Linked DNA regions of Homo sapiens: all the other regions are linked to region 3. A link is an interaction called in ENCODE POLR2A ChIA-PET data of the cell type or tissue named here. Cell type or tissue: PC-3. All regions are shown on one strand. Each heading gives the region's core, and the rest is flanking DNA. Links, peaks and the distances in the headings are about the cores only. Region 1 has its middle 50 kb from the start of SPINK2. Region 2 overlaps CHAER1 (cardiac hypertrophy associated epigenetic regulator 1). Region 3 has its middle 40 kb from the start of HOPX.

Evidence for each region. Peaks named below come from ENCODE experiments on the same cell type or tissue, not always from the same donor. Only the 100,000 strongest peaks of a DNase experiment are listed, where the experiment ranks them.
Region 1: POLR2A ChIA-PET joins it to region 3 with 13 read pairs; 3 of 35 experiments call an interaction of 5 or more read pairs at or near these places.
Region 2: POLR2A ChIA-PET joins it to region 3 with 10 read pairs; 3 of 35 experiments call an interaction of 5 or more read pairs at or near these places.

What each region holds. Positions count from the first base shown.
Region 1 is chr4:56,766,413-56,776,446 of GRCh38, forward strand. No RefSeq gene overlaps it. Among named protein-coding and RNA genes, the nearest start is that of SPINK2, 50 kb to the right of the region's middle. In PC-3, for the core only: no CTCF peak of the experiment used is centred there; no DNase peak of the experiment used is centred there.
Region 2 is chr4:56,693,722-56,703,755 of GRCh38, forward strand. It overlaps CHAER1 (cardiac hypertrophy associated epigenetic regulator 1), which reads right to left. Exons shown (of 5, transcript XR_001741702.3): 2 at 9,850-10,025; 3 at 8,593-8,681; 4 at 6,467-6,542; 5 at 2,967-4,165. It overlaps LOC105377666 (a long non-coding RNA gene), which reads left to right. Exons shown (of 3, transcript XR_941078.3): 3 at 2,454-2,535. Among named protein-coding and RNA genes, the nearest start is that of CHAER1, 5.7 kb to the right of the region's middle. RefSeq lists an enhancer at 1-677. In PC-3, for the core only: no CTCF peak of the experiment used is centred there; a DNase peak (open chromatin) is centred at 2,520.
Region 3 is chr4:56,636,362-56,646,395 of GRCh38, forward strand. No RefSeq gene overlaps it. Among named protein-coding and RNA genes, the nearest start is that of HOPX, 40 kb to the right of the region's middle. RefSeq lists an enhancer at 4,390-5,589. In PC-3, for the core only: a CTCF peak has its summit at 5,253; DNase peaks (open chromatin) are centred at 1,520, 5,260 and 5,590; H3K4me3 peaks cover 345 bases; H3K27ac peaks cover 3,158 bases.

The sequences.
Region 1 (10,034 bases), core at 592-8,591, 130 kb after region 3:
TGCATCTGTGGTTCCAGCTACTCAGGAGGCTGGGGCAGGAGGATAGCTTGAGCCTGGGAAGCAGAGGTTGCAGTGAGCTGAGATCGCACCACTGCACTCCAGCCTGGGTGACAGAGTGAGACTCTCTCTTGAAAAAAACAAACAAACAAACAAACAAAAATATATATATATATATAGTTAAGATGGCAATAATCTCCAAATTGACCTACAGATTCAATGCATTCTCAATCAGAATCCCAGCTCCCATATGCAGAAATTGACAAGCTGATCCTAAAACTTTGTGGAAATTCAAGAATAGCCAAAACACCCTTGAAAAAAAAAGCAAAGTTGAAAGATTCATATTTTCTGATTTTAAAACTTACTACAAAGCTATAGTAATCTAGACAATGCAATACTGGCATAAAGACAGACATATAAATCAATGAAATTGAATTGAGAGTCCAGAAATAAAACCTTATGTTTATGGTCAACTGGTTTTCAACAACTGCCAAGACAATTCAATGGGTAAAGAATAGTCATTTCAACAGATGGTGCCGTGACAAATGGATATTCACATGCAAAAGAATTAAGTTGGGGCCGGGTGCGGTGGCTCACGCCTGTAATCCCAGCACTTTGGGAGGCCGAGGCGGGCGGATCACAATGTCAGGAGATCAAGACCATCCTGGCTAACATGGTGAAATCCTGTCTCTACTAAAAATACAAAAACTTAGCCGGGAGTGGTGGCATGTGCCTGTAGTCCCAGCTACCCCAGAGGCTGAGGCAGGAGAATCGCTTGAACCTGGGAGGCGGAGCTTGCAGTGAGCCAAGATCGCACCACTGCACTGCAGCCTGGGTGACAGAGCGAGACTCCGTCACAAAAAAAAAAAAAAAAAAAAAAAGAATTAAGTTGGACCCCTACATCACACCATATAAAAATATTAACTCAAAATTGATCAAAGACCTACATAGAAGAGCTAAAACTATAAAATGCTAAAAAAGAAAGCAGGTGCACATGTTCATGACCTTGGATTTGGCAATTTCTTAGCTATGATATCAAAAACACAACTAACAAAAGAAAAAATAGATAAATTAAACTCATCAAAATGTAAAACTTTTGCGAGTCAAAGGATACTATCAAAAAAGTGAAAAGAAAACCCACAGAATGAGAGATAATATTTACAAATTACATATCTGATAAAAGACTTGTATCTAGAATATATAAAAATTTCTTATAATGCAGCAACAAAAAGACAACCCAATCAGAAGATGGGCAAATGATTTGAACAGATATTTCTGTTCAACAAGCTACACAAGTGGCCAAGAAGCACATGAAAAGATGCCCAGCATCATTAGTCATTTGGGAAATGGAAAATGCAATCTAAACCACAATAAGACACTTCACATCCATTAAGCTGACCATTATCTAAAAGATGGACAATAACAAGTATTGACAAGAATGTGCCTTCCTCAAAACTCTCTACCAGGCCAGAGACTCATGCCTCTAACCTCAGCACTTTGGGAGGCTGAGGTGGAAGGATCACTTGAAGCCAGGAGTTTGGGACCAACCTGTGCAACAAAGTGAGACCACTGTCTCTACAAAAGAAAAAATAAATAAATAATTAGCCAGGCATGGTGGTCCACACCTGTAGTCCCAGCTACTCAGGAGGCTGAGAAGAGAGGATCCCTTGAACCCAGGAGTTTGAGGCTGCATTGAGCTGTGATGACACCACTGCACTCCATCCTGGGCAATAGCAAGACCACATCTCTTACAACAAAAACAAAACACAACAAAAACTCCCTATCAAAAAATCTAAAATTTCTGTTCCTCCTTAGGAAAATTCGGGCTTTACCTACAAAGAGAGAGCTCAATTCCTGGAGTGGTTCACTTGTCCACAGTCAGTGCATAAAACTTTTAGTTTGGAAATGCATCTTGTGGTGTGGGAGCTGCAGTGTGCACCTCAGTGCCCCCTGGAATGAAGGACTTAGTCTCCCAGCTGCTAGAAGTGTGGCCAGAAGACAGCTCTCATAGGTCAGCTCTCTTTGGGGATTGCCTCTGATGATAAAAAACTGCCTTGCCTAAAGTGAAACCTGTTTCCAGGGATGGCCCACATTCAGTGACTAATTAACACAGGGTATAAAGGCCCGACCTCCTCCCTCCTACTTAGAGCAACTTTGCAGGACTTCTGTTCCAGATCTCCCCATGGGGTTGACTGAAGCCTTCCGTTGGGTCTGCACCACAACTCATCTTCTCTGTTTGTGCAGTCCTTCTTCCTTTCCTTCCCTTCCACAGGTGTGGAATACTTCCCTCATTCGTTGCAAAAAAATTTTTTCCTTCTCTGTAAAAGGGAGTAATCTCTTCAAAGCATTGTGGATTAAATGCATTAGTGTACTTGGAGGCACTGAGGGCAGTTTCCAGCACATGGGGTAAGAGCAGTACTTCCCGGAATAACAGAGAGAGTATTCCTGAATAGCAACTTCCTTTGTTATACCAGAAGGAACTCCCAGACTCTGAATGGCTAAGGTTCTGCAGTTTCTCTCTGTGGGAGGAGGGTTGCTAATTCTTTCATCCTCATTTGAGACATTGACCTGCCTGTGTGGGCGGGGCTATCCCCTGTAAATACGTCAGAATATTCTCTGTGCTCTGTGATAATGCACATTACATTACTCCACGACAGAACCTATTGCAACACCACCATACAGGTATGTGCCTTATGAATCTTGAAAAGGGTGGATTGTGGTTCATAATGTTTCCTAGGTTTAAATTCATTCCCCTGCCTTTGTTGTTTTTTTTTGTTTTGTTTTGAGATGGAGTCTCACTCTATGGCCCAGGCTTGAGTGCAATGGCGTGATCTCAGCTTGTTGCAACCTCCACCTCCTGGGCTCAAGCCATTCTCCTGCCTCAGCCTCCCAAGTAGCTGGGATTACAGGCCTGCGCCACCACGCCCGGCTAATTTTTTGTATTTTTAGTAGAGCGGAGGGTTTCACCATATTGGCCAGGCTGGTCTCCAACTCCTGACCTCAAGTGATCCACCTGCCTCAGCCTCCCAAAGTGCTGGGTTTACAGGTGTGAGCCGCCATGCCCTGCCTTAGTTTTTTAATCAAACTAGGAACTATCTCTTGAATGTTTTCCTGCTGAACATGTTCTTGGAAACTCTGATCTCTTCAACATAATTATGTTAATTTAGGAAGATATTTTCCCAAAAGTAACAGCAGGCTAGGAGTTAAATAGAGCGTGCTGGTCAGTAGTTTGTGGCCATGACACTAATAGTCACAGCTACTCTTCATCGAGCACCTACTACGTGCCAAGCACTGTGCTAAGAGCTTTGTAAACATCACCTCATTAAACTCTCAAGGCCATGGTGCCTCATGCCTGTAATCCCAGTATTTTGAGAGGCTGAGGTGGGTGGATCTCTTGGGCCCAGGAGTTTGAGACCAGCCTGGGCAACATAGTGAAACCCTCTCTCTACAAAAAAAATAGGCAGGCGTGGTGGCACACACCTGTAGCCCCAGCTACTTGAGAGGCTGAGGTAGGAGAATCTCTTGAGCCCGGGAGGTTGATGCTGCAGTGAGCCATGATCATGCCACTGCACTCCAGCCTGAGCAACAAAGTGAGAGCCTGTCTCAAAAAAAAAAAAAAAAAAAAAAAAAAAGCTGGGCACAGTAGCTCATGCCTGTAATCCTAACACTTTGGGAGGCCAAGGTGAGATTGCTTGAGGCCAAGAGTTGAAGACCAACTTGGCCAACATAGACCCTGTAGCTGTTTTTTTTTAATAAATAAAAATAGGTTTACACAAGGTTACACAAGTCAACAAGTAGTGGAGTCAAGATTCAAATCCAGGCTGGGCGCAGTGGCTCACACCTGTAATCCCAGCCCTTTGGGAGGCCAAGGCAGGTGGATCACCTGAGGTCAGGAAATCGAGACCAGCCTGTCCAACATGGTGAAACCCCGTCTCTACTAAAAATACAAATATTAGCTAGGCATGGTGGCGCATGCCTGTAGTCTCGGTTACTCGGGAGGCTGAGGCAGGAGAATTGCTTGAACCCAGGAGGTGGAGGTTGTAGTGAGCCGAGATCGTGCCACTGCACTTGTCTGGGAAAGAGTGAGACTCTGTTTCAAAAAAAAAAAAAAAAAAAAAATTCAAATCCAGATCTGTCTGACTCTGAAGTTCATGAACGTGAATTTCTGGTTTGAACAAGACGGGATACAGGTAGCATTTATCATCTTCTCTTCCTGGAAATTAGCCAAAAAACAAAAAGATAGAGATGCAAAGACAAAATTCTTTTTCCTAGAAAGTAGATACAGTCTATTCCCCCAAAATTTATATATTGAAATCCTAACCTCTAACGGGATGGTATTAAGAGGTGGGGCCTTTGGGGGTGATTAGATCATGAGGGCAAAGCCTTTATAAACGGGATTTATAAAGCAAGCCCGAGGGAACTCATTTCTTCCTACCACCACGTGAGAACACGGCAAGAAGACAGCAACTATGAGCCAGAAAGCGGGCCCTCGCCAGACATCAAATCCAATGGCACCTTGAACTCGGCCTTCCAAGCTCCAGAACTATGAGAAATTTCTGTTATTTATAAGCTACCCAGTTCACAGCATTTTGTTATAGGAGCCCAAATGGACTCAGACAGTAGGAAATAGATAAAACCCAGGTCCCCAATTACTTGAAAGGGCTGCCGAAAGCAATAAAGATCAAGCAAGGGGGCAAGTGGGAGGAAGCAGAGAAGCAGAGAAAAGAGCCTATAGCCAGAAGACACAATGGCTCGTGTGTGTGTGTGTGTGTGTGTGTGTGTGTGTGTGTGTCTTACGCCTGTAATCTCAGCATTTTGAGAGGCCGAGATAGGAGGATCACTTAAGCCCAGGAGTTCAAGACCAGCCTGGGCAACATAGAGCGACCTCATCTCTACAGAAACTTTTAAAACTTAGCTGGGTATGGTGGCGTGCACCTGTAGTCCCAGCTACTGGGGAGACTGAGCCGGGAGGATTGCTTCGTCTTAGGAGTTCAGGGCTGCAGTGAGCTATGATGGCACCACTGAACTCCAGCCTGGGTGACAGAGCGAGACACAGTCTCTAAAAAAAAAAAAGAGAGAGAGAATTCTTGTCATATTTACCTACAGTAATCATTCTTTGGCAGGATATATATCTTATGTATACTGTAAACCAAAGGTACAGGCCTAGGCCTTTCCCACCAGAGATGACAAATAATGCTACATTTCCCTCTCATTGCCAAATTCTATTAGCTTAAGCCCTCAGTTAGCTTGCTTTGTCACTGGAAATCCCTGGAAAATGCTAACTTGTATCTGAAATCCATCCCAGTTGCCCCCTGCGTGGTCAGCAATGATCAATCCATCTTAAGCCACCCTGGACCACCGTGTGCTCTGTCATAACCCTGCCCTGGAGGTTTCTTTTTGTTTTGTTTTGTTTTTTGTTTTGAAGCAGAGTCTTGCTCTGTTGCACAGGCTGGAGTGCGGTGGTGCAATCTCGGCTCACTGCAACCTCCACCTCCTGGGTTCAAGCAAGTCTCCTGCCTCAGCTTCCCTAGTAGCTGGGATTATAGGCGCCCACCGCCACGCCAGGCTAATTTTTGTATTTTTAGTAGACACAAGGGTTTCGCTATGTTTGCCAGGCTGGTCTTGAACTCTTGACCTCAAGTGATCCACCCGCCTCAGCCTCCCAAAGTGCTGGGATTACAGGCATGAGCTACCGTGCCTGGCCTGCCCTAGAGGTTTCTATTATAAAATACCGTCCCTCTGGGGGCTGCTGCTGTCCCCTGTACTGCTTCATTCCAACCAGACACAAACCTTCCCCTTATTTCCACAGTACTAACTAAAACTGGGCTGTGATGTTTCACAGAGATTCTTTAGAAGCTTCTGGTTAACATAAGGGAATTGTAACACAGACCTAGAAACTTCACAGGTCTATGACTTCCCACAGCAATCCCTTGTGGAACACAGCTTTGCTTAAACCTCAGCCTGTAGTAAAGGCACTGAATCATGCCTTTAGGTATGTAGCAAAGGCACTGAACTTCACTTCTTCCCTAACCTCATGGGTGAGTCTTTGTGTACATCTTCTCTTCTAAGGGTCCAGGCCCGAGGAGAGGAAGGATTTGCCCACTCATGCCAGCATAAGGCCTCCTTCCAACAGCCTCATTTCGCATTTCAGGACCTACCTTATCCCAGGATGACTGACAGCAGAAATGGCCCATCCCTGACCAGCAGGGCTAACCTTGCCCCAGCTGGGATGAACAGTTTCTCAAGACATCCAGGTAGCTCAGTATTTTATAGGATCGTAGTCTAACACCGGGTTAAACACAGAAAACCCAATCCAGGTTATTTTTTAGAATCTCCTTTAATTGAAAGGGACAACCCTCCAGCTATTTTTGGGTCTTGTTTCTTGATCTCTTGTAACTGTTTGCATGGTAATATGTGTGTATACTTTTACCAAAAACAAGAAATAATATATTGTGTATACCTTTACATAGTTTAGCTCCTTAGACCATGCATATCAAACCCATTCAATCTAGACGGTGTGGTAGCCAGTCTCTGAAGACAGCCCAAAATGAGCCACATCTCCTGGTATTAAATCGTTACGTGGTCTTCTCACACAGAATCTGGGCTAACCTCATGATTCACTCATCCAGTAGAACGTGGCAGACATGACATTATACTAGTTCTAGGCCTAAGCCTAAAGAAAGCTTCTGTTTTTGTACTTTTAAAAACCCTGAAGCGGCCGGGAGCAGTGGCTCATGCTTGTAATCCCAGCACTTTGGAAGGCTGAGGTGGGTGAATCACCTGAGTTCAGGAGGTCAAGACCAGCCTGGCCAATATAGTGAAACCCCGTCTCTACTGAAAATACAAAAATTAGCTAGGCTTGGTGGTGTGCCCCTGTAATTCCAGCTACTCAGGAGGCTGAGTCAGGAGAATAGCTTGAACCCAGGAGGCAGAGGTTGCAGTGAGCTGAGATCACACCATTGCACTCCAGCCTGGGTGACAGAGTGAGACTCCCTCTCAAAAAAACAAAAACAAAAACCAAACCCTGAAGCAGCATGGAAGACATCAGGCTACCCTACCAAAGAGACCACATAGAAAGAGAGGTCAGTCACATGGAGAGAGGTCCCAGCCCCCAGTCATCCTTGCCAAGGCTGCAGACATATGAATCATGCCATCTTGAAGGTCCCAGCCATGCCACCATCTGACTGCCTTATTCAGCCACTATATTTGGAGTGCCTTATTAGGTGACTATAGATAGCTGAAATAGAGCGTGTTGTCCTACATGAAATTCACAGAGAAAAAGGATAGGCTACCCCAAAGATGAGCTTTCTACCTCTCATCTCTTATCTGCTTAAAGTTGTGTATTAGTCCATTCTCACACAGCTATGAAGAACTACCTAAGACTGGGTAATTTATAAAGGAAAGGGGTTTAATTGACTCACAATTCCGCATTGCTGGGGAGGCCTCTGGAAACTTACAATCATGGTGGAAGGCAAAGGAGAAGCAGATACCTTCTTCACAAGGCTGCAGGATAGAGTGAGTGCAAGCAGGGAAAATGCCAGACACTTATAAAACCATCAGATCTCAAGAGACTCGCTCACTATCATGAGAACAGCATGGGGGACACAGCCCTCATGATCTAATGGCCTCCACCTGGTCTTGTCCTTGACATGTGGGGATCATGGGGATTATGAGGATTACAATTCAGGATGAGATTTTGGGTGGGGACACAGCCAAGCCATATCAACTTGTAAAATATTTTTTTCCCTTTTGATACTTCAGATATGTTAGGACTCATTTATAACGAATGTTCAAGTCCAAGTACCATCACTTTCTAGTCCCCTTAGCAGACTCAGTGTAGCTCAAAGCCTTCACAGGAGAGTTTAGCCCTGAAGTTAGGGCCATAGGAGACCTCCTTCTTCCTTCCACTTATAACTCCAAGGGTCACAGCCTTTCTCCATTAAAGGAAGCAAGTGGACATAATTTTGCTTCCTCTAATGAAGAAATGACACAAGCCGACATAGTTAAAGTAAACAAATGTAGTTAGGAAAGAGCACGCGTTACATTAAATGTTTTGCAAGGGTGAAAAAGATAAGAAAATACATACACAGAGACAAGAGATTTGAAAATATTCCATATGGGTTTGGAATAAAATGTAAACATAGTAAAATGCAATATATTGCACACCTAAATTTAAATTATAATTTTGTTCTAATCTGACTTTACAACATGGCATTTGGTATAAGACAAGCCCATCTTGGCCACCGCCTAAGGGAAATAGTCACTGGGGCAATGGTTACACCATATGGCTGTCTTACCTAAAATATGTTCTTACGACTTAGAGCAAAAGGATATTATTTCATCTCCACTTGTCCAAATAAATACATGTATAGCCAATTCCTAATTACCCAAGTGCAGTAGCAACGGGATATCGTATGTTGCTGTCAAATTGTCTTCTGCCAGTTAGCTGCTTCTCATTATCATTAGATGCATCATCTTGGTCTTCATAATGGGCTTCTACTTCTGGCTCACAGCTCACCAAGTCTATAGGAAGAGGCTGGGCACAGTGGCTCATATTTGGGAGGCTTAGGTGGGTGGATCACTTAAGGTCAGGAGTTTGAGACCAGCCTGACCAACACGGTGAAACCCTGTATCTTCTACAAATAAAAAAATTAGCTGGGCATGGTGGCATGCACCTGTACTCCCAGCTACTTGGGAGGCTGAGGTGGGAGGATCTCTTGAACCTCAGAGGTGGAGGTTGCAGTGAGCCGAGATCGCACCATTGCACTCCACCCTGGGCAACAGAGTAAGACTCCACCTCAAAACAAAACAAAACAAAAATTAGCTGGGCATGGTGGCAGGCACCTGTAGTCCCAGCAACTTGGGAGGCTAAGGCAGGAGAGTCCCCTGAACCCAGGAGGTGGAGCCAAGATTGTGCCACTGCACTCCAGCCTGGGCAACAGAGGGAGACTCCATTTCAAATATATATATATATATATATATATATATATATATATATATATATATATATATATATATATATATGTAGAGAGAGAGAGAGAGAGAGAGAAAATAGGTATCTGTTCATTCAACCATTCATTCATTCAACAAATATTCAGTGAGTACCAGTTATAGGACAGATACTCTTCAAAACACTCGGAACTCAGTTCTAGCTGTCCTATCACTGCTGCAACTATTATAGAGCATTTTTTAGTCTACAAAGTTATTTCTCCTGATGTGTTAAATTGGTCACCAAACCCTTAAAACTCTCAAAGAAGATAAAGCTATTTTCCACCATCCATAAAGATTGGAAGATTTGTTTTCCTAACTTTAGCACCATGTAATGATGGTTATTGTGGCCCCAAATTGTTTCTAATGTAAAGAATGATAGTGACATCTCTGCAAAGAGAGAGGCCTAATAGAAGTTTCTCATCAATAAGTGGTCATAAATGCAGGTGATGATGCCATTACAAAAACACCACTTATGAGTAATAAAATGCACTTGAAATCTAAGTACTCTTCTCAATAACAGAAATGACACAAGCTGACATAAATAAGTGACCAGTGTGTTGTGATAACAAGTGTTTTATAAATACCTACTTATATCATATTAAACTTGGGTGGGAAATGGTGGTGGGGCAGCTACACTCACATATGTTCCTTTCTAGTTCCTGAGTACTTCCCGGAATTTTTTTCACGAGGTGGTCAGTTTCTTGCTCCATGCCTCAGGACAATGTGCAAATTTCCTTAGGCGGACCTGCTAAATTATTGAATAGACCCAGGCAAATGATATACCAAATATTTGATTAGTACCAAGAAAAGCATTTGAACACACAGCAATATTTTCTAAAAATAGATAAATTCTAGAAGCTCCAGGGCTAAAAAAACAAAAGGATAGTGTGAATTTCTTACATTTAAAATGTAGGCATTAGCATTGTATTTGCCAAAATGTGGTTGTCTATTTTCATGTGTGAAAAATAACGACCAGGCACAGTGGCTCACACCTGTAATCCCAGCACTTTGGGAGGCCGAGGCAGGCGGATCACAAGGTCAGGAGA
Region 2 (10,034 bases), core at 752-8,751, 58 kb after region 3:
TCAGACGGGGCGGTTGCCGGGCGGAGGGTCTCCTCACTTCTCAGACGGGGCGGCCGGGCAGAGACGCTCCTCACCTCCCAGACGGGGTTGCGGGGCAGAGGCGCTCCCCACATCTCAGACAATGGGCGGCCGGGCAGAGACGCTCCTCACTTCCCAGACGGGGTGGCGGCCAGGCAGAGGCTGCAATCTCGGCACTTTGGGAGGCCAAGGCGGGCGGCTGGGAGGTGGAGGTTGTAGCGAGCTGAGATCACGCCACTGCACTCCAGCCTGGGCACCATTGAGCACTGAGTGAACGAGACTCCGTCTGCAATCCCGGCACCTCAGGAGGCCGAGGCTGGCAGATCACTCGCGGTTAGGAGCTGGAGACCAGCCCCGCCAACACAGCGAAACCCCGTCTCCACCAAAAAAATATGAAAACCAGTCAGGCGTGGCGGCGCGTGCCTGCAATCGCAGGCAGTCAGCAGGCTGAGGCAGGAGAATCAGGCAGGGAGGTTGCAGTGAGCCGAGATGGCAGCAGTACAGTCCAGCTTCGGCTCGGCATCAGAGGGAGACCATGGAAAGAGAGGGAGAGGGAGACCGTGGGGAGAGGGAGAGGGAGAGGGAGAGGGAGGAGAGGGAGAGGGAGGAGAGGGAGAGGGAGATCTCAGAAATCTTAAGGCGAACTTTTGGGACATGAAACCCTGAGTCAGAAGATGGGACTCCAAAGCAATCTCTTTTGTACTACAGGGTGGTAAGATCTGGGAAATTTGGGTCACATGAACAATAATGAAAAAGATGTTGAAGGTATTCCTTCTGGTCCTAAACTGTAATCCTCTTGATCATAGGATCTATTAGAAACAAGCTCCCTGAAATCCTTCGGTCTAGTCTTAAGCCAGGAGGCATTAATAGCAAACTTTAAGGACTTTCCTTAACTCTAGGAAGATGCTACAAGAAAGAATCATAGGCATTAATGTGGCTGCCTCCCCAGAAATGCTGGGAGGCACCAGATCACCTTTCAGTGTTCGCAAAGTTCTCATTTTTTTTCCTCTGGTGAAAAAAGATTGCATATAATTGGCTGGTCCTATACTTGAGTGAGGGGGAATTCAATGGGATGGAAACTATCTTATTTAAGGTGCTCATCCAGACCAGCATTTTACACTTAGGCAGGTCATTGAAACAAAATTCATCCTCAAAATCACATTCTCCTCTCCTGATATCAAGCTTCTCTTTCCCTAATTTTGTCTTTACTCATTTACTTTTTAATTTATTCCTTTTTTTATTTTTTTGAGATGGAGTCGTTCTCTATCGCCCAGGCTAGAGTGCAGCAGTGCAATCTTGGCTCACTGCAACCTCTGCCTCCCAAATTCAAGCGATTCTCCTGCCTCAGCCTCCCGAGTAGCTGGAATTACAGGCGTGCCACCATGTCTGGTTAATTTTTATATGTTTAGCAGAGACGGGGTTTTACCATGTTGGCCAGGCTGGTCTTGAACTCCTGACCTCAAGTGATCCGCCTGCCTCGGCCTCCCAAAGTGCTGGGACTACAGGAGTGAGCCACCATGTCCAGCCTACTCATTTACTTTAAAGCTGGGATTGGTCTTTCACTCAGCAGAGGCATAACTGGTGAGGTGTGTTTTGCTTTGGTAATATGATTCTCATGTGGAGTAAAAGACAAAGTGGACCTCTTTTCGGGCAAGAATATAGTAAGTTGAAGCTTGTCTTTTTCACATCAAAATGCCATCTTGGTCTTGCACCCCTAAATCCTAGGCATAAAGATCGAAGCATTTAGGTTTATTTGCATAGTCAAAACTAAGAAACTCATCCTATTTCTCATTTAATCTTGGCCATTAGGAATCTCAGAGTCAAATTTAGTGCTGAGTTTCACTAGCGTTCTTAGTTTAAGTTTTCAAGCATAAACTGTCTTAGTTCAGGCTGCAATGACAGAATACCATCAACTGAGTGGCATAAGCAATAAACATTTATTTCTCTCAGTTCTGGAAGCTAGAAAGTGTAAGATCAAATTATTAGAATATTTAGTGTGTGGTGAGGGCCATTTCCTGGCTCCTAGAGAGCTATCCTCTTGCTGTGTCTTCATATGGCAGAATGAGGGCTAGAGAACTCTCTGGGTCTCTTTTATGAGGACACTAATCTTATTCATAGCATTCCAACCTTGCAACTGACTTACCTCCCTAATGCCCCATCTCCCACTTCTGTCACTTTGGGGGGTTAGAATCTCAATCTATGAATTTTGCAGGACACAAGCATTTAGCCCATAACAAAAACTTTTACATACACAACTTTTATTATGATCCATATCTTAATGACTTTATTTGTAAGGGTTTTTTTAAACTACAAGCTGCCTTAAGTCTTTTTAAAAAACAATTTAAACATGGTATTAATAATAAAATATATTTTTAAAATCAATATAACATTAAACAATGAGAATGTCCTTAAAAATCAGTTTGTTTTGTCCACAGGTTGATCAGGAAACACTGAAAAATGACAACCAGTTCTGGTATTCACCCAGGGCACACCCATCCTGCCACACTGGAAGTTAAGATATTGAACTTTCTGTATGAGTTGTTTAAAGCTGCTGCCCTAAAGGACATGAACAGACACTTCTCAGAATAAAACATTAATGCGGCCAACAAACATTAAAAAAAAGCTCAGGCCAGGCGCAGTGGCTCATGCCTGTAATCCCAGCACTTTGGAAGGCCGAGGCGGGTGGATCACGAGGTCAGGAGTTCAAGACCAGTCTGGCCAAGATGGTGAAACCCCGTCTCTACTAAAAATACAAAAATTAGCTGGGCACGGTGGCAGGCACCTGTCATCCCAGCTACTCAAGAGGCTGAGGCAGGAGAATCACTTGAACCCGAGGGAGGGGGGCTCAGAGGTTGCAGTGAGCCGAGATTGTGCCACTGCACTCCAGCCTGGGTGACAGAGCAAGACTCCGTCTCAAAAAAAAAAAAAAAAAAAAAAAAGCTCAACATCACTGATCATCAGAGAAATGCAAATCAAAACCAAAATGAGATACCATCTCATGCCAGTCAGAATGGCAATTATTAAAAAGTCAAGAAACTGCAGATGTTGGCAAAGTTGTGGAGAAAAAGGAACGTTTTTACACTGTTGGTGGGAATGTAAATTAGTTCAACCATGGTGAAAGACAGTGTGGCGATTCCTCAAAGATCTAGAAGCGGAAATACCATTTGACCCAGCAATCTTATTACTGCGCATATACCCAAAGGAATATAGATCATTCTATTATAAAGATACATATATTCATATATAAAGATGTATGTTCATTGCAACACTATTTACAATAGCAAAGGCATGGAATCAACCCAAATGTGCATCAACAATAGACTGGATAAAGAAAATGTGTTACATATACACCATGGAATACTATGCAGCCATAACAAGGAATCAGATCATGTCCTTTGCAGGGACATAGTTGGAGCTGGAAGCTGTTATCCTCAGCAAACTGACGCAGGAACAGAAAACCAAACACCACATGTTCTCACTTATAAGTGGGAGCTGAACAATGAGAACAGAGGGAGGGGAACAACACACACTGGGGCCTGTCGGGTGGAAGTTGGGAGAGGGAAAGCATCAGAAAGAATAGCTAATGGGTGCTGGGCTTAATAATACCTGAGTGATGGTTTGTTCTGTACAGCAAACCACCACGGCACACGTTTACCTATGTAAACTGCACATCCTGCACGTGTACCCTAGAACTTAAAACAAAAGTTTAAGGGGAAAAAAAGCTGCTGCCTGAGCCTCCAAAGTACCTTCCACAGCCACTTAACTCCACCCCTTGCCTGAGACCACTTCCTCATCCATCCTCCCAGGATCCAGTAACCAAAGAGGACCTAAAAGACCAGCTCCAGGCTATGACCAGTAGCCACTCTCACAGATCAGTGCTTCAGCCATTCTGATTGTTAAGTATATTATAACACTCCCCCTTAAAGGGAACTTTTTGCTATTTTTGCTTCCTGTTATTGCAAACAATAGCTTTGCTTATTGGTAAAAGTTCTGGGTAGTGGCAAAGAATACAGACCCTGAAGCTGGGCTGCTTGGATGCAGCCTGGTTCATCCTCACCTAGTTCCTGTGACTTTGGTGAGTTCTGTGTCTTCTGTATACCTCCTTTCTTTGTGCGCTGAAGGTGAGAGTGATATCCACCTTGCAGGACTGTTGAGAGGAGTAAACAAGTGAATCGATGTAAAGCAGTTAAAGCAGTACCTGTTTCAAGCACAGTGTGTTAGCCATTATGATTGAGCATCTACTTCGTGCCAGACGCAATACTAAATGATTTGAGTTTGTTATATAATTCGCAAGTACTCTATCAAGTAGGTATTGTCATCCCTAGTTTAAAGAGACTAAATCTCAGGGCAGTTGAGATGTGCTCAAGGTTACAGTGCCAGTGACGGATGGAGCAGATATAAATTCTACCTCTTTGACCCAAAGGCCATGCTTCCTCACTGCCCTAGGTTCTTCTCTGGTGGAAGTGGCACCTTGCAGCAAAGAAGAAAGAGGAGATGGCTGGCTGCTCACAGGTATCTGGTGACGGCTAGTAAGTGAAGATGCTCAGTGGAGACAGAGACCTCATGGAGGTGGGGTGGCAGATGGAGCTCCCCTTTACCTCTTCTGCTTCTATTTAGAATAAAATTCTCCCATCACCCAGGCTGAAAGCCTGGCAGTCATCCTGCCCCTCCCCCTCCTCACTCCCAGACGAAGTCACCAAGTGCCCCGGTTCTGCTCATGTGATGTCTCCTACCTTCCTGCCATTCCATCCATGCCTGTGCTAACACTCCACTTCAAGTTCTCATTACGTCATGTCTAGATCATTTCAAAAGCCTCTCAACTAGTCTCCCAGCCTCTGGGCCTCAGTCATCACTCCCAAAACCACCACATTATTCTTAAAGACACTGCTGCCATCATGTGATTTCACCATTCAAAACCTTCCAATGACTACTCAGTGTCTACCGAATACAGTGAAGCTTTTTAGACAGACATTCAAGCTCCTTCATTTAATTCTAATCTTCATTTCCAAATTGCTCTCTCTGGACTCCCGGTAAGAATCCTGTGATTTAGCCAGGATTATTTACCTGTTATTCCTTAATTGTGCTATTTCTTTCCCACCTCCAAGCCTTGCCCACTCCACTCCCTATGGCTGCACAGTGTCTTCCTGTCTTCTAAATCCTGTAGGTCCATCATGACCCAATTTGGCCCCATCCCTGCTTTGATACCTCCCCTGACCGCTCTGGGGGACTGGAACCTCTCAGTATCTAAGTGATACCGCTCACTTGGCACTTCACCTCCACTGCCTTATGTTATGAATTTGTTTTTTATTTGAATGTGCTCTGCTTTCTCAGTTACACTGTGAATGTCTTACAGCCAGAGGGGGAAGGAGATGATGGCAGGAGGGCTCTGACATGGGAAGGCTGTGGGACAGACTGGCGGGCAGGCTCTTGGGATCAGAAATCAGGCAAGCTGGGTTTGAATCACAGCTCTGCTCTAACTAGGCACTCTTTGCCAAGATACCTCATCTCTCAATGTTCTCATTCATACAATGGGGATAATGATTGTTCCTACCTCGAAGAGCTGTTGTGAGGATTAAATGAGTTAATACATGAAGAACCCTTGCCTAGAGCCCAGCACACAGATAAAGTTTAATTACTATTAGTTATCATTGTTTTCACTATCAGACAAGAAGAAAGGGTTTATGATATGCTAGACACCATATAAATGACCTTATTTAATTTATACAGCAACCTGATGAGGTAATAGGGCCATGCTCATTTTAGAGATGAGAAAACTGAAGTTTTGAGAAGTTTGATCACATGGCTAATAATTCAGCCTAAACTCAGCCCTCTCTGGGTCCAAAGACCATTGCTTTCCACAAAGTTAATCCACTAAGTTCCTGAGATTGGGGGAAATGGCTTGTACTTCTTTGTAATTCCTTCAGTATCTCATAGATTGCACAAAAAAATTGCTGCTGAATGGCTGGGAGATTTCTTAGAAGATCTCAGCAGCAAGTCCTTTATGCTGCTGTGGATCAAGATTGCTATCTGCCTACCACAATTTCCTTTCTCTCTCTCTAAATAATCCCAGTATTTAGCTGGGCACATAACTGCCTAAAACAGGGATCAGCCATTCTGTACAGACAGAGTCAAATTTCGGTTTTGTAGGCCATATGGTCTCATTAGAACACTCAGTTTTGGCATGGTACTGCAAAAGCAGCCATAGACAATATGTACATGAACAAGTGTGGCTGAATTCCCAAAACCTTTACTTACAAAAACAGATTTGTCCTGTGGACTGTAGTTTGCCGACCCTTCCCCTAGAGTGCAGACACACTGGCTGCCTCAAATTAAGATGTCCATGATGGTTAATTTTATGTGTCATCTTGGATGAACCACAGTGTGCCCAGATATTTGGGTAAACATTATTATGGGTCTTTCTGTGAGAGTACTTTTAGATGACACTAACATTTACATTGATGGACTTTGAGTAAAGCAGACTGTCCTCCATAATGTAGGTGAACCTCATCCAATCAGTTGAAAACCTGAATAGACCAAAAAGAAAAGAATAGATCATAAAGCCTGAATAAAATAGAATATTTTATTTTCCTCCCCTGAGGAGAGAATTCTCCAGCAGCCTGCCTTCAGACTTCATCTGCAGCACTGGCTGTTTCTTATTCTACAGAGGACTAGAACTAGGACACCAGCCTTTCCTGGGTCTCCAGCCTGCCTGTTCACCCTGCAGATTTTGGATTTGCTAACTTCTGTAATAATGTGAGCCAATTCCTTATCATCTTTATACACACACACACACACACACACACACACACACACACACACACACACATCCATTGGTTCTCTTTCTCTGGGGAAACCCTGACTAATACAATGCTATTTCCCAGCTGCCCTTGTGGCAAGATGTGTCCATGTGACTATGTTCTGGCCAACAGAATGTAAGTGGCAATGCTGTGTGATAACTTCCAAGAAATTTCCTTAAATGAGAGGAGGCATATGCTCTTTGGCCTGTCATCTCCCCTTCGCCCATCCTGCTGTTTGGAAGGCAGATGTGATGACTGAAGGGCTTCTGTGGACTGTGATACAGCCACAAAGCAGAACCCCAGAGCAGCCTAAGCTGCTTACACTGTCAGAGGCATTCTAACCAAAGTGACTCCATCTTTAATAGGGGCTGGGTAAAATGAAGATGAAACCTACTGGGCTGCATTCCCAGGAAGTTAGGCATTCTTAATCACAGGATGAAATGGGAGGTGAGCAGGGCTCCTGTCACAAGATACAGGTCACAAGGACCCTTCTGATAAAACAGAATGCGGTAAAGAAGCCAGCCAAAACCCACTAAAACCAAGATGGCTACAAAAGTGACCTCTGATGGTCCCCACTGCTCATTATATGCTAATTATAATGCATTAGCATGCTAAAAGACACTCCCACCAATGCCGTGACAGTTTACAAATACCAGGGCAACGTCTAGAAGTTTTCCTATATAGTCTAAAAAGGGGAAGAACCCTCAGTTCCGGAAATTGCCTGCCCCTTTTTGGGAAAACTCATGATTAAGTCACCTCTTGTTTAGCATGTGATCAAGAAATAACCATAAGAGTAGCCAACCAGCAGCCCTCAGGGCAGCTCTGTCTGTGGAGTAGCCATTATTTTGTTTCTTTACTTCTCTAATAAACTTGCTTTCACTTTACTTGGTGGATTCGCCCTGAATTGGTTCTTGTGCAAGATCCAAGAACCCACTCTTGGGGTCTGCATCAGGACCCCTTTCTGGTGACAATACCAGGACTTTTATATGAGCAAGAAATACAGCCCAGTCTTGTTTAAGCCATATTTAATGTTCCCATTGCAGCTTAACTTAATCCTAACAGGCACCATTCCTGTCAGTCTGGTGCTAGAAATAGCAGCACTTCTCTTTGGCGGCCATGAAGAAATTCATTTATAGTATTTTACAAAAATTATATTAAGAGAGAATAACCCAATTTAAATCTTTCCCACAATCAGCTGTCTCTTTAGAGTCAGCAGGAGGACATGAGATTGAGGCATGAGAGAGAGAGAGAGAGAGAAACAGAAATAGATTCTTTCTAAACGGATGGGGGAGGGGCAGAGCCAGACCAAACTCAGAGACTCTAGGCTGACACAACTGATAATACCCTGGGGACACTGAGGTGGGGGTTGGGTGTGGGGAGTGGTGAGGGGTTCACTGCTGGCACTGTTCTCATCAGGGAATGATGTAGCTGGCATCAGAAATGGATGTTTCCAGCTGTGTAGACCTTAAGCCCAGCCTCAGGTCAGAAATATGACTGGAGCTGACTATGGATGTTTTTTTGGTCATAATTCAGCCATCTGCATTAAATCATGACCTTGATCTATCCTTTGTGTATCTTCACCTTAAAAGTAAATAAAAGGGAAAAAGAAATATAGTAAGTAAGTGGTCAAATCAGTAGCCCAACACCTCTCACCCTACCTTCTTCTTACTTGCTGGAGTAGCTTATTCTTTCTATAGAGTTGAGAATTCTAGCTATTCACATTTTGAGCTCCCTTGAGGCTAGGACATAGATATAAGACTGATTTTGTCCAATTTACCTGCAAAATCTGCTGACTGTCTTATGAGAATTCCTTCTTCACTGGATGTGATCTTGTTACCATGTGATGCCTGGAACTGCCGCAGCCACCTTGTAAGTGTGAGGGAGACATGGCAGACATACTGAGGAATACAGAGTCAACAGATGGAAAATATCTGGATTCTTGATGACATCCCTGACCTTAAAATGTTGGACTGCATCCAGGCTTATTGCTATGTGAAATCATAAGTCTTTACTGTTTAACTATTTTTGTTTAGTTATTCTGTTACTTGTGGCCAAAAGCATCCTTACTGATCCAGTAGCCAAAAGCATTTTAGCATTCTAAGCTGTAACATCCTATCTTTACAGTCCACCTTAGTCCAAACAAATACTCACCCTTGTTAGCATGTTACTGCTCCATTTTCTGATTGGAAAGTATGCTCTATCCACTTACTGGAAGATGATGCAGCTAGGCCATCTGAGTTCGAAACCTGGCTTTACCTGTATGACCTGGGGAAATTATTTAACTACTCTGTGCCTCAGCTTCCTTATCCATTAAAAGGGAAAAACAATCATCCTACTTCATAGGATTGTACTGAGGATCAAAAGGATTGACACACATAAAGTACTTAGAACAGTGCCTAGCCCACATCATAATAATCAATAAGTACACACTAGCTTTATTATCATCCTCCCTAGGAGTACACCCTTCTGCAGGCTTCCAAGGCAATTTGCTGTCAAACTGTTCACCCACATTTTCCTTTGCCAAGCACTCCTGGGAATAGCTGAAATGTGAGACAGACATGGCCAATTCAAGTCTCTTGCTAGCCTGCATACCACCAGATTATCAGAAAAGAAGTTTGGCCATTGGAAAGTCTGGAAATACATCTAGAAACCAAAATTCCCTATACTCCCCAGATCCCCTACTTCTGCATGTCTGTCACCCCATGCGTGCTCTGAGATGCAGGTAACAAGGACCCCTCTGGGTTGGTTTCCCACAGGCCTCTGGGATGTGCCCTCCAATGAGACCTTAACCCTGAATGTGTCTCTCATACATCTACAGTCCTAGTGAATAGAAAGGAGAAACCTTACAGATCTGACATCACTATTACTTTTGACTTTAATACCTGCAGTTTCTCCCCCTCTTTAACTTTTTTGCTGGGCCAAGAATCTCTTCTAGTCTCCTCTTGAGACACCCGTTTTCTCATCATCCCAGTATTGTACATGCCTTGTCTGGCTGCCATCCCCCCGGGACAGCAGAGGCTGTTCAGCTCCTTACGTTTGCATTGCGCTTGTCAATCCAGGCCAGTTTTCAGCAAATGCCTCTGTATAGCTCATCTGTAGAGCCCTTGGCAGCTTCCAGAATATTTTAGCCCAAGTTATTTAATCTTCATAAAAATCTTGTATGGTGCATGTTTTTATTCCAAGCCAGGCTCTTCGGGGCTTTTTGCTTTCCTGTAGAGA
Region 3 (10,034 bases), core at 612-8,611:
TTTTTAGGTTCTTAGTTGAGACACTCTCCTAAAAACAAAAGTCAGATTAAAAAGAGGAAAACAAGCAGAAGTTCATTAGTGGATGCTGCGCCCACCATGCAAGACAGGCCTCAGTTTAAAAGTATTACTCAAGCTAGCTTGGGGCCTAGATTAAATACTATATTAACAAAGAGCCATAAATCCTACACAGTGACAAGACAAAGGAAAGAGTGGCTCCAGTCTTTTAAAAGGCAGGAAAATGTGGGAAGATCATAAAATCTGTTCCCCGAGTCCTCTGGTGCCCGCTGATGCCCTCTCTGGACCCATAAGCAAGTGCTGTCCCCAGTAAGGAAGGAAGAGTTTGCCACCAGGCAAATGGAGGCTGGGGCAGAGTGTTCCTCTGTGTTTTCAGTGTCTTTGACTTAACTCCTCAAAATTTTGGGGAGAAATATTTTAGGTTTTTTAAATGGCATTACAAAGTTCAAGCTATTTTGGCATTTAGTAGATACTCGCTACAAGTTGGGAGAATTACGTTTATTTCATTTTTTAAAAGTGTCTTAAGTGCCTATTATGTGACAGACACTGTGCTAGGTAGGGCAAGAAAGCATGGTGAACAAGACAGAGATTTCTACTTTCAGTAAGTTTTTATTCTGAGGAACTGTATTCGTTAGAGTTGGATAACGACCATAACAAAAACACATAAATACTCAATTCTCAGTGGCTTAGCACAATAAAAAATGCATTCTTCACCAAGTTCATCTTAGAATAGTGTGGATTGCTGAGAAGACAGGTATTCTGTTCCATGCAGTCCTTCAGGATCCCAGCCTCCTTCCATATTTTTTTATGTCCACAAAGTCTTCTCCATTAAGCCAGCAGATTAAGAAAGAGAAAGCCAGGAGATTGCACAGGTAGTTTTTATGGCCAAGCTTGAAAGTGGTATACACTACTTTACTCACATTCCATTGACCAGACTCAGTCACATGGCCACACCTAACTGCAAAGGGGATTGAGAAAGGTAGCACACAAGAAAAGAAAACATGATTTGGTGAACATGTAACAGCCTGTACTGCAGGAAACAGAATAAATAAGTGGATATAATCCAGTGTGGTAACTGCTGTAACATGGGGAGGTAGAGTGCCTGATAACATAGAAGAAGGATACCCAACCCAGATGGGGTTTAGGCAGGGAGAATATCTGTACGAACTGATGTCTAAGCTGGAGCAGAAAAAAAAAGTCCATTTCTCTTTAGAATAGTGTAACTTGTTCACTAATGAGATACCCCTTGCATGAACAATTTGTTTAAATCCAAAAACACTTTTTTACAAGGTAACCATTAGAAAACAATAAGCCCTTTTAATGGGTTGCTCTGGTTCCCTGCTTTAAGAAATAGCATAATGTGGCATACACTATTGACTGTCCAATAGCCGTTCCTTCCTTCTTCCTTGATAAGAAAATGCCAGTTTTCTTCAGCCATTAGTCAACAATGTGTTCTAGGAAAATGGGCTCTAGGAAATGGGCTATAATTGGTCTAAGCCAACCATGGTAATCCAATCCACCTTTCATTCATTCAACAAATATTTAATAAGCTCCTGCTATGTGCCAGTCTGTTCCAAGTGCTGATTGTCTTTACCAATTATAGGCATGGAGTGGGCATGTGGCCCAACTCCAGACACTGAGAGGTAAGGGAAGACTGCTAAGGAGCTTCTGGGAAAAGGCTTTTCCTCTGTGATAAAATAAAATGAGAGATGCCTGAAAATAAAGCCAGGACCTTTCCTGTGTTTGGATGATGTCATGTAGGATGTGATGCTTGGAACTGGAGCAATCATCTTGGGACCATGAGGAGAAAGAGAAGAGAATCCCAGAAAGGATGATTGAGAGCTCTGGCCTAGTCAGGCTGTTGAATTAACTGAACCTGGAATGACCTACAGAAAAACAAAAAACCTGATATGCCACTTTCAGTTGAGTATTCAGTCACTTGTAGCAAAAAGTATCTTAACAAGTATGCATGATTTTGAATTTTGTTTTCATTGTTTGTTGTGGATTAGAATGGGTGAATTTTCTTTTTTTTTTCTTTCTTTCCTTCTTTCTTTCTTTCTTTCTTTCTTTCTTTCTTTCTTTCTCTTTTCTTTCTTTCTCTCTTTCTTGCTCTGTCTTTCTTTCTTTCCTTTGTTTTCTTTTTTTGAGGTGGGGTCTCACTCAGTCACCCAGGTTAGAGTGTAGTGGCACGAGCTCGACTCACTGCAACATCTGCCCCCTGGGCTCAAGTGATCTTCCCACCTTAGCCTCCCAAGTAGCTGAGACCACAGGTGTGCACTGCCACACCCAGCTAAATTTTTTTTTTTTTTGCATTTTTGGTAGAGATGGGGTTTCTCCCTGTTTCCCAGGCTGGTCTCCAACCCCTGAGCTCTGGATATCCATCTGCCTCAGCCTCCCAAAGTGCTGGGATTATAGGCATGAGCCACCATACCCAGCCTTGGTGAATATTTCAATAAATGGATGAAGAATCTGACTTTTTCATTTTCTTCCTAGCTGTGTTGTTGATCCTACAGGAATTTCTGTCCTAGGCATCTTTGTGGACAACAATCATATTCCATTATCTTGTTGGCGGCCCCTTTGGCCACTGCAGATTCCCTGTTGGAAGCTGATGTGTTTGGAGCAAAGTCGCATTCTCTATTCTGGATGAGGTTATCTTTCTCTAGGTCCCCTACCTGTGGCCCCTCAGGGAGGACTTCCAAATGAGGCTGTTTGTTTGTTTGCTTTTAATGTAGAAGAGGCGTCTCCTCATTTGAAGAGTCAGCTTTCTTTCTGTGAACCTCGTCAGCCTCCCTCTCTCCTCTCTCTCTTTCCTCCTCTTTTGTTTTTTTGTTTTTTTTCCCCCACCATGCAATGAGTTGGGCTGTGAGCTATACTTTGTGGCTGGTGAGATTTTTGGAGGCCTCCCCGAACCTTGTGTCCCCTCTCGAACCTCATCTTGAGTTGTAATCCCCAGGTGTTGAGGGAGGAATTAGGTGGGAAGTGATTGGACCATGGAATTGGTTTCCCCCATGCTGTTCTCATGATAGTGAGTGAGTTCTCATGAATCTGATGGTTTGGTAAGGCAGTTTTCCCTGCTCTTGCTAGCTCTGTCTTATCTGCCGCAATGTAAAGAACGTCTTTGCTTCCCCTTTGCCTTCCGCCATGACTGTAAGTTTCCTGAGGCCTCCTTAGCCATGTGGAATTGTGAGTCAATTAAACCTCTTTTCCTTATAAATTACCCAGTCTCAGGTAGTACCTTTGTAGCAGTGTGAGAATGGACTAATACACTTGTTCAAAACAGAAACCTGGCAAACTTCATGCCCTAATTTAGAACTTTCTGCCTGAACTCAGTGGAAGCCCAGCTGAGGAATTAATTGGTATGTCAATAATACTTGAACTGAATATTGAAAATATTTTGGAATAAGCTTTAATTTTGGAATAAGTAGGTCAAATAGCTTTTTACTGGAATGATTTGGCCTAGATTCACAGATATTTTGGATGCCACTGCTTCTCACTATCTTGATGATGACAACAAAGGGGATATCTTTTCTATGCACTGTGAGACTTGGGTGCTAGTGCATGTTCGCTCTGCTTATAATCTAAAAGATCATCCTTTGGGACTTACATGTCTTTCCATTTCTTATGTTATTGGCTGTTTTGACTAGTAGCTATCATTTGAGGAAGAAGGATTGGATAGGTCAGGATATTGACAGAAAATAGATGGCAGAGGTAATTGAAGGCAGTTTAATGAAGGAACTCTACAAAGGTATGAAGAATATTAAGGGACACCAACAAGGGATAGTGAAGCATTGGGGCTAACAACAGTTACCACCTCTAGGCTTGGGTCAAAGGGAGGGTCAAGGGGAAGAAGATGTTACCAAAAGCTGGAGAGACCTGTAGCTGTGTAGAGGGCCCTCCTGATAGAGGCCATTGTCTTGAGAAGAAGAACGTAGTCACTGCTAAACTGCAAGTCTAGAAGCCCAGAGCTGCAGCAGATTTGAGGGAGTTGGAAATAAACCACTGCTTTGAAAACACTAAGACTGGAGGTTTTTTGTTAGTGCAGTTAAACCTAGTATTTCCTGAATAATGCAGAGACTCAGGCTCTTTCTGCATGGTTGTCCTCCAACCCTAAGGTGTTGCTGTCACCCATGCAGCTTCGACAGTAAGATGGCTCATTACTATGCTTGCATTCTAGGAAGTGGGAAGGAGAAACAAGAAAGCATACTTATTCCTTTTAGAGGCATGACCCTGAAGTGCACATATTACTTTCTTGGCCACACGTAATGTTCTAGTTATCTATTGCTGCATAACGAATTATCCCAAAGCTTAGCAGATTAAAACAACAAACATTTATGATATCAAATAATTTCAGGAGCAGCTTAGCTGAGTGGTAGTGGCTAAGGCGCTGCAGTTATCTGAAGGCTCAACAGGGTCTGGAGGATGTACTTCTAAGCTTACTTACTTGGTTGTTGGCAGAGCTCACCTCCTCACTGGCTGTTGTCAGGAGGCCTCTGTTCTTTGCCACATGAGCTTCTCAACATGTAGAGCTGCTCAACATGCTTCTCCCAGAGCAAGTAATCCCAGGGGGAAGAGAGAGAGAGAGAGAGAGAGAGAGAGAGATAGAGAGAAAGCTTAGTGTCCTTTAGAACCTAATCTCAGAAGTGACCTAGAAGTATTTCTGCTTAATTGTGTTAGTCAATTCTGTGGCACAATGTACCAATTCTGTGGCACAATGTGGGCAGGGACTATGCAGAGGTGTGAATACCAGGAGGCAGAGATTGTTGGAGGCATCTTGGGGGCTGGCTAAAAACCTGACTATAAAGTAAGTGAGAAAACGTAGACTTTAGACACGCAGCCATCTCCCAGATAAAACTACTGAAAGAAGGGAAAAAGAGCTAGGGGACAATCAGAATTCTCTCCCTTAACCTGCCCTTCTAGCTACATAAATACACATATGTAGTCTCCTTTTCATACATGAATACATGAAATGAAACTATTTCTCTAGATTACAGTTCCTGTGCCCCTGAGGATTCTTCCTCTTAGGGTCACTATCCCAGGACACTTGACTTCTTCACTCCCAGAGAATGCCAAGTTTCTATCTAAAGAGCTTTTTTTTTTTTTTTTTTTTTTTTTTTTTTTACAGGAGTGGGAAGAGAGAGCTTCTATCTGGAAGAAGAAAGAAAGAAGAAAGAAACGCCTTCTGCATTACTAATCTGGAATGCTAGGGCTGATTCATATGAACCATGAGTCAGTTTGTCATTGCATTTAGTAGTTGGATGAGTTATATAAGTTGAGATTCAAATAAACGTTTCTTATGTTTTTCTAAGTTTAGTTGGCAGACTCTTCTAAGAAGCCACATTGATATTTGTTTACAGGAGCACATTCCTCATGCAGCAGCACTCACTATCTGTAATGATACAATTGTCTTGGTGAAGGTAAAGGAGAGGGTCTCTAGGAACCTTTGCTCCTCTGTTTCTATAATTGTTTCTATAGAGCTCACCAGGCTCATAATGCCAGGTTTCATAAAACCAAAAATCTTATCTCCTGCCTTGCCAATATAAGCTGTGGCTGATGTCCCGGATCCTTGCCTGACTTGTGTCCACTTCACTACCTCTTAGCACGTCCATCATGGGAAAAGAATGTGAAATTTCAAATTATTTGTATTATTACCACAATTGTTATTAGTCACTCTGACATTGAGTTGAGACAAGGATACATTTGAACAGTTGATATGAGGTTTTTTTTTTTTTTTTTTTTTTTTTTTGAGACGGAGTCTCGCTCTGTGGCCCAGGCTGGAGTGCAGTGGCGCAATCTCGGCTCACTGCAAGCTCCGCCTTCCGGGTTCACGCCATTCTCCTGCCTTAGCCTCCCGAGTAGCTGGGACTACAGGCGCCCACCATCACGCCTGGCTATTTTTTTTTGTATTTTTAGTAGAGACGGGGTTTCACCGTGTTAGCCAGGATGGTCTCGATCTCCTGACCTCGTGATCCGCCCGCCTTGGCCTCCCAATATGAGGTTTTTAAAGGACCTTTCAGTGGACAATAGAAGATGTGGAACAAAGTTTACACATGAGGACCAGAGTTGAGAGAGAGTAGCAAAAAGTCTCCAAGAAGGTAACAGGCCAGGTGCAGTGGCTCACACCTGTAATCCCAGCACACTGGGAGATGAGGCAGAAAGATTACTTGAGCCCAGAAGTTCGTGACCAGCTTGGGCTGTCAAGAAAGAAAAAAAATAGCCACGTGTGGTGGCAGGTGCCTGTAATCCCAGCTACTCTGAAGGCTAAGGCAGGAGGATCCCTTGATCCAGGGAGATCAAGGCTGCAGTGAGCTATGATTGCACCACCATATTCTATGTAGCCTGGGTGACAAAGCAAGATTATGTCTCTATTTGTTTTTTAATTTTAAATTTTGAAATAGAGATGAGGTCTCACTATTGCCCAGGCTGGTCTCAAAGTCCTGGGCTCAAGCGATCTGCCCACCTCAGCCTCCCACAGTTCTGGGATTACAGGTGTGAACCACCATGCCCAGCTGAGACCTTTTCTCTTAAAAAAAAAAAAAAAAAGAGGGTAACTTATCTGCCATACATTTGTATATAGTTTTAAAAATTATGTAACCCCTTGAGGTCCATAAATTCTCCACTTGTCAGGGGTTATCTTTTCTTTTAGTATGTAAAAATAATTTTTCTCAAGTTCCCATTGGCTGAGAAAAATCTAGTGCTACTTCTGGTTACCTCTTACTATGAATCTCTGGTTCCCCTATATTCTTAATTACACTAGGGGCTGAGATTCCTCCCTCCATGCACTTCTCTCTTCCTTTATTTGCTCTCCCATTAGTAAGGGCTCTTTTTTATTACAAATGACAGATACACTGAGAAAGGGATTCACTAGTTCACAGAGCCAGGAAGGCTGGGGTAGCCCAGGGAAGAGTGGGAACCAAGGCCTCAGGACTTTCTCATTCCCATCTGCCTGGCTTCATTCCCTCCCTTTACAGAATGGCTTTCTCCATGAGTCCGAGTCAAAGGCTACCTGCAGCCCCAGCCCTCCATCTTCACAACTCTCCATGAAAGGTGACAATGTAGAACCATCTCTCCAGGTCCAATTGCAACAATTCTGGCAAAGGACTTTGGCCCAGCCTAGGCAACATAGTGAGATCCCATCTCAAGAAAAAAAAAAAATTAGCCAGGTATGGTGGTGCATGCCTGTAGCCCAAGCTACTAGAGAAGTTAAGGTAGGAGGATCCCTTGAACCTGGGAGGTCGAGAGCCCATACTTGGTTCAGTTCATGTATGCCAAGGGTTATGACGCTGTCATTGGCCAGCCTGGGTCTAACTGTCATGGGGGGAGAAATCTGGGGAACTGTGATTAACGGCTCTATCAGGACCACATGAAGTAGAAGTAGTTCCCCAAATGTGAAGGTGCTATTACCAGAAAAGAGGCAGACAGAAGCCAGCACTTTCACTGTCTACGGCCTCCTGCAAGCGCGGCTCAAGCAGATCCTTCCCCAATCCCTAAAGCATCACCAGTACAAGGCCATTTTGTGAGACAGAGCTGTTGGGAAGGTTGAAGACAGCAAAAAACAATTACAGCATAGTGACAGCAAGCCCAGCACTGTATAGATAGTCATTGAAAATAGAACATTTGATATTTTAAAGTTCCTAAGCCCAGTCCACCAGCCTCTCACTGGTGCCTTCTGGGTCAGCTGACATTGTGCCTGCCGTCCCTTACCAAATCGTTCTCCTCCACCTCTCCATTCTCCAAGTGCCCATGGATCCTAAACGTCATCCTACCTGAATCTCCGTGGGACAAATGGTATTTTATTGTGCACAGCCACTGAGTTCTTTTTTCCTCGTCTTCTAGACCTATATTTCACAGCCCCCAAAACTATTAAGATGTTTTCCTAGGCCGGGTGTGGTGGCTTATGCCTATAATCCCAGCACTTTGGGAGACTGAGGCGGGCAGGCCACCTGAGGTCAGGAGTTCCAGATCAGCCTGGCCAACATGGTAAACGCCTGTCTCTATTAAAAATACAAAAATTGGCTGGGTGTGGTGGCATGCGCCTATAATCCCAGCTACTGGGGAGGCTGAGGCAGGAGAATCGCATGAACTCGGGAGGCAAAGGTTGCAGTGAGCCGAGATTTGAGCCATTGCACTCCAGTCTGGGCAATAAGAGCAAAACTTCATCTCAAATAAAAAAAAAAAATATGTTTTCCTGAACAAGACAGCCAATTTTTTCCTTAGGAAGCATCCTTCCATCCTCTCAGAACAATGGTTCAATCTGCTGCTAGCTTCTGAATTAAGTTCTTCTCCCTGTTGCATGTGTATTTATGCATAGAAAACATGCCTTCCCCCAATATGATATAGCATAATATTAAGGTTAGTAAGACGTTACCTCTGTGTGGTGGGATCATGGGTAATTTTTTACAGTGTTTTAAACATTTATTAGTTTCATTAGGCAGGGGTTTCCCTCTCCCTAATTTTTGGAGCCCGATCATGTGTAATTTTTATGAGTTTTGTTGGTTTTATCATTTCTTTCTTTTCTTTTTTTGCTTATTTCTATTTCTACAATGAACAACTGAAAATGGTACAAGGCAAGAAAGGAGTGAAGAACAGAACCTGCTGCTTAAGTCCCTTTTATCAAGAAATGCAAAAGCCTTCCCCAAAGGCTTTTTGACCTCCCGCCTTTGACCTGATCCTTGTTGGATAGACTGTGTCATGTGACCACACAGCCTCAAGGGAGAATGGAAAAGAGAGGATTTAATGTTTCCAGCCCTTACAGTCTCATGAAAGAAGTGTGACAACAGAGAAGGGGCTTGGGTATGATGATGGGTCCAGCTAACCTACAGTGTCTGCAACTGCACACCTAGGATACAAGGTGGAGACAGAGGGCACTGTGCAGTTTTTCTGAGTCTAGGGTGGGCATTATTGTTTTGGTGTATGACCCTGGGTGTCCAAAAGAGACTCCTGACAATAAAACTTAGAGTTCTGCGTTCTTGTGAAGACTTATCTCAGGCATCAAAGTAAACCTTGCCCTGTCTGTTAGTACTTTGTAGCAGTAGCAATTATTATGACTATTTACAAAGTGCTTTTTAAAAATTTAGTAGAATGTTGCTATCCCTGTTTCACAGTTGAAAAAGCAAACTCAAGGAGATTAGTACTGGTAACATACTTGCATTTAAAAGGACACTGAACCCTCATTCCCTCCCATCACATGCCATTCAAGGACTCTAGACTATTGGGCAGAGGAAGTGATTCTTTTACCATAAATGGGGCTTCTGGGCCCAAGTTAAAGGCACACTCTCTGCCCAGCTGGTTTTGTCCTGGATTGTTCTTTTTTTTTTTTTTTTTTTTTTTAACAGGGTCTCAATCTGTCATCCAGGCTGGAGTGCAGCAGCATGATCTCAGCTCACTGCAGCCTCTGCCTCCCAGGCTCAAGCAATCCTCCCACCTCAGCCTCACATGTGGTTGGACTACAGGTGCATGCCACCAGTCTCCACTAATTTTTGTATTTTTAATGGAGACAGGGTTTCACCATGTTGTCCAGGCTGGCCTTGAACTCCTGGGCTCAAGTGATCTGCCTGCCTCAGCCTCCCAAAGTGCTAGGATTACAAGTGTGAGCCACCGTGCCTGGCTGTTGCTCTGGATTGTTCTTGAATCATCTCTCTAGTGTGTTGGAAAGACTTCTGACCTGGATCTTAGACCTGGTTTAGTATTCCTCTCATTGCCTGACATGGACCAATCACCATACTCAGTCTGCTTTGTCCACAATTTAGATCCCCACTACTTAGGTTGCAGGAGAGGATGCTAGATATGAGTCTGTTTTGCTCAGACCCTGGTGCACTGTGTATTTGTTGTCAGAAGAAAAGTTTTAAGATACAGGAAGAGGAAGCTTGCCCAGGGATGTTTAATAGGATCTTGTAAACATCTGTATTCTAAATAAATAATTGTTAGTGTTTCCACTTTTGGTTTCTTAATTTTAGAGAACCAGAAAGACTGTTCCTGAACTAGAGGTAAGAGTTCAGAAGTGTATACCTGTGTCATCCCAG